Linked DNA regions of Mus musculus: region 1 is linked to region 2. A link is a loop called in an ENCODE intact Hi-C map of the cell type or tissue named here. Cell type or tissue: left cerebral cortex. All regions are shown on one strand.

The links. A loop is a pair of places that touch in the nucleus more often than their neighbours do. Peaks named below come from ENCODE experiments on the same cell type or tissue, not always from the same donor. Only the 100,000 strongest peaks of a DNase experiment are listed, where the experiment ranks them.
Region 1: a loop joins it to region 2, with 13 times the contacts of the local background. A loop is called at or near these places in 4 of 42 quality-filtered maps.

Annotation. Positions count from the first base shown.
Region 1 is chr8:28,509,512-28,512,011 of GRCm38, reverse strand. No RefSeq gene overlaps it. Among named protein-coding and RNA genes, the nearest start is that of Gm26795, 83 kb to the left of the region's middle. In left cerebral cortex, no CTCF peak of the experiment used is centred here; a DNase peak (open chromatin) is centred at 979.
Region 2 is chr8:27,299,758-27,302,257 of GRCm38, reverse strand. No RefSeq gene overlaps it. Among named protein-coding and RNA genes, the nearest start is that of Eif4ebp1, 41 kb to the right of the region's middle. In left cerebral cortex, no CTCF peak of the experiment used is centred here; a DNase peak (open chromatin) is centred at 950.

The DNA of each region.
Region 1 (2,500 bases), 1.2 Mb before region 2:
TTTCTGAGGCTCACAGAAGGCAAAACATGTAAAATGTTGCACAATGCCCGGTGGAGTATTAGGTAAATACTACCTCATCAGCTGAAAAAAACAAAAACAAACAAACAAACAAAAAACCAAAACTGAATGTGTTCTAATGTTGTCTCCCCAATCAGATTGCACACACCTCTTAATCTTGTGCAACCTGAATTTGAGAGGAATGTAGGCCATATAGGAAAATGTTTTGTAAACTTTAGAGTGCTGCTATCCATAGGTAGGACATGACTGTGAAAATTAATCCTATACCCAACAATACCTGCATTCAAGCTTTCAAATCTCAGAAACAGGTGGTCATTCTATAGTAATTAAGATATAGGAAGGGTTATATATGACCAAAGGACTATATAATCATGTATAGAAAGGTCATAGTGAAACCTAGTGATCTGTACAATTAATATGCATAAATAATAAAGAATAGAAATAAAGAATGCAAATTCTGAAAAATTCAGCTGACATCAGGATGCCAGCTACTCTACACACTAAAAGAAACAGAGCCCGGGGCTGGAAGTGCCTCCTGCCATTACTGTGGCTGTTGCGGCTGCTCTTGGCCATAGTTTACAAAGCTGGAAAAGAACCAGGCAATATTATTTAAAAAAGAAATGTTGTTAGATGAAATGTTTTCGCAAAACAGTAGTGGTTTCTAATAATGGGTATATTTTAAGAAAATCAGGCTCCCCCAAAACATATTTTCTAATCCTGAGCTACAGGGTTTATGTTGATGGCTACTGAGTTTAGAACACCCGAATTTCTGTTAACAAAATGCATACATGGGCTGCTAAACTGGGAAGGAAGGCAGATAACCCTGTGCCCTAAGGGGGCAGAGAATATGCCAACTTGCTCTTTCCAACCCCCATAACAGCTTGGAAAATCACTGAAGTTACCTTGTATTTTTGGAAAGTAGGAATCTTAAAAAAAAAAAAATCCTGGGAAACTATCCAAGTTTTAAAAACATCTTCTCTCTTCATGGCCCTCCTGCTGTGATTTCAACTCTCAGCAAAGAAGGACAATGGATAGTTATTTTTAGATATTTAACACACCATGAGATTGGTAATTAAGCAAGGCAATGTTTTTGAGTATAGTCCGTTTCTATAGACTAAGATTGCAGTGTTTGTATAAGGCCCACTCCACTCCTTCCAAAGCAAAGGCTTGCTCCTTCCTGCAGGCCATGGACAGAGGTCATAGTTATCTGCCTTGTCTAAGGTGCCTTCTGATCATGTACCTAACCTCAAATGATAGAAACGAAGAGAAAAGAAAATCTGAACCAGCTGCATGGTTAAGAGGCGTTAGGAGCATTAGATCGTTGCTTTCCTCTCCTGGAATAAAAAGCAAAAAGATGCAGCAAAGCATGAAAGGCTGAGAAACTAACAGTGGAAAAAAAGGATAACATTTGATAAGTTGTTCTCATATAAAGTGAAAGAAAAATCATAAGAGGTCATTAGTTATCACATTTGGGAACACAATACCAGACAGAGCTTTTAAGCCCTCTTGTTTTAAACAAGCATACATGAGAAAAGATGAGTATTCCATGTGCAGTCAGCAGCAACCTTATTCTTTATTTCCATTCCTTTGGAAGAGAACATCTTCTTTTTCTTTTTCTTTTTCTTTTTTTTTTGCCTTCTTTTTTTTTTAAATTGGGTATTTATTTCTTTTACATTTCCAATGCTATCCCAAAAGTCCCCCATACACTCCCTCCCCTACTCCCCCACCCACCCACTCCCACTTCTAGGCTCTGGCATTCCCCTGTACTGAGGCATATAAAGTTTGTACGACCAATGGGCTTGTCTTTCCACTGATGGCCAACTAGGCCATCTTCTGATTCATATGCAGCTAGAGACACGAGCTCCTGGGAGTACTGGTTAGTTCATATTGTTGTTCCACCTATAGGATTGCAGATCCCTTCAGCTCCTCCATTGGAGCCCTGTGATCCATTCAATAGCTGTGAGCATCCACTTCTGTGTTTGCCAGGCCCCGGCATAGTCTCACAAGAGACAGCCATATCTGGGTCCTTTCAGCAAAATCTTGCTAGTATATGCAATGGTGTCAGTGTTTGGAGGCTGATTATGGGATGTATCCCCGGATATGGCAGTCTCTAGATGGTCCATCCTTTCGTCTCAGCTCCAAACTTTGTCTCTGTAACTCCTTTCAGGGGTGTTTTGTTCCCAATTCTAAGAAGGGGCAAAGTGTCCACACTTTGGTCTTCATTCTTCTTGAGTTTCATGCGTTTAGCAAATTGTATCTTATATCTTGGGTATTCTAAGTTTCTGGGCTAATATCCACTTATCAGTAAGTACATATTGTGAGAGTTCTTTTATGATTGGGTTACCTCACTCAGGATGATGCCCTCCAGGTCCATCCATTTGCCTAGGAATTTCATAAATTCATTCTTTTGAATAGCTGAGTAGTACTCCATTGTGTAAATGTACCACATTTTCTGTATCCATTCCTCTGTTGAGGGGCATCT
Region 2 (2,500 bases):
ACCAAGACTACACATCTCATCACTTTTAGGCTGAAGTGTAAATTGACTCGGGAAGCAAAGGCTGACTGCAGACCTCACCCTCATGAAAAAAGCATCACAGAGCACAGAAATCACATTTTTCTCTAGTTCTCTTCTGTTAACTCCAAACACAGGTTAGGATGCTAAATAGTCTGCCCCCTTCTGGGTAAATGATCCTCAGACCAGATGAGCCAAGAGTTTATGACAAACACAGGAAGGATATGCTCACTACAACAGATTCAAGAATACTTCTTGTGGGACTTCAACATACATGGTCATCAGGGACGCCTCGTTTTTATCCCAAACATTTTTAGACTTTTATCAGCAATGATGTACTTGCCAATTTATTATTCACATGATGTGTTGTAGGGAATGGTTAAAGTCAATGTCATGCCATCAGGATAGACTCCCTGCCCTGTGCTCATATTTTGATCGCCATGGTAACAAATCAAGAGCTGGACTTAGTAAATTGGGAGAAGTGATGTCTAATTCTGTCACAAAACTAATTCTCACAGTTTCCTCTTCCATTGACGCTCACACAAATTTCCACCTCTTTGGCTTCAGGTTACATTACCACCTCCTTATATAATGCTTTTGGTATAGTTCTATTTTGTGATGAATTGCATACGTGTAATGGGAGATAGTCCATAAGTCTCCTGATCACCCTGACCCACAGCACCCGAAGCAGGGTGAGTACCTTGAAGAAGGGTGATACAGTTACTTTGCTATCTAGAAATGAAGGCATTCTTTGCCTTTCTCTGAGTGTCTTCCTGGCCACTTATTGTGTAGTTAGATTTCTATAGTCTCTCCATTGGAGTTCCAGAGATTAACAGCAGTGGGAACGTCTACAACATCAGGGACTGCTGCCTCCAGAGAAAAGAACTGACTCATCCACAGAAAGCACAGATGCAGCCTACATAGCACCCAGCTGCAACTCAGAGCTGCAGAGATGAGTAGAGAGCCTGCTCGAGATGGCTCTTGAGGTCCGCCAAGGAGCTATCTGGAGTGGTAACCAAGAGATAGACAGCTACAGATGGCTATCTCCATGTGTGAGAAGAGCAGGCGAGAACGTGAGCCACACAATAAGGGTTACTGCTGCCTGTCACATGTGTTGCCACTCTAACTTCCCAGAACTGAAAGTTTAAAAGTCAATATGGTAAATACAGACTTGAATATGGTAAATACATCCTTAAAATGTGGCATTTAAATACACTGCTCCACAGTCTGGTCTGGGCTAACTAAATAACTATAAAACAGAGAACACTAGAAATAGACAACACTGTTAAAATCCTGCTGTGCTGTTTGCTGTTTCAATTTCCTACCCTCTTTCCTAAAGGATGTGTCAGAAAGCTGCAGGTGGCTATGGTCGCAGTGAGAGACATGCACACATCATAATGACATGAAGAAACCCATTATTTTTGTAAGAAAGACTGAAGAAAGATAGATAGATAGATAGATAGATAGATAGATAGATAGATAGATAGATAGATAGATAGATAGATAGATAGATGACAGAGAGGCAGGCAGGCAGACAGATAGAATTTTATTTGATACAGGGTTTTTCTGTGCAGCCCTAGCTGTCCTGGAATCTTCTCTGTAGACCAGGCTGGCCTCGAACTCACAGAGACTCATCTCTCTCTGTGTCCTGAGTGCATGTGCCATCAGGCCCAACTCAATATATTTTAGTACAAAGAACTCTTCAGTATTCCTCAAGCCATCATCATGTTTCTTAAACGCATAAATCTACCATCTCTTCAGCCAACTGCAAATCTATCTGTTTTTGTCAGGTCTATAAAGCTGGATACTTGCTTCTCATTTGAACTATAAAATGTCATCTGTGTGGAGACCTCCTCTTAGTACATCAGCTACAGGTCCAAGGCTGGGAACCCAGAAATACTGTATTGTTGACTCTTATCAAAGGAATTCCCATATCCTCCTTTGAGCGCTGTGTCTAGATTTTACCTTTAGTGTAGCTTTTTGAATTACATGTTGACAGGAAAGGAATGAAATTTCCTCTGTTGATCTAGGGTCCAAGAGTACTGTCCTCTGTGGTGACTTCAGGATCAGTTCGATAGCTCTGTATTGCTTTTTCAGATGGGATCCATTCTCCAAATCCATCTAGAACCAGCATGGAGTCAGAAATTATCAGATGTCAGCATCTTTTCCCTTTACAGGAAAAGCTACAATTTTCATCTTGATGACATTATTGAAATGGAAATTCTTGTATCACTCTTCTATTGAAAGCTGATTTGTTTGTTGGGTTGTGGGGGCAGGGCTTGGGTGACAGACTCTTTTTTACCTCAGATTCTAACTCACCTTACACACAGTGTAGGCTATTTCCTAGGGTTAGCTACAACCAACTTAGTAACTGCACTAAAGCAATCTGGGAGAAGTTATCATTGAAGTAACATATCCCCTCTCTGAAAGCAATATACTTTTAGCATATTAATTTTCAGTGTTTGTCCCAAGTAAGCATTTTAAC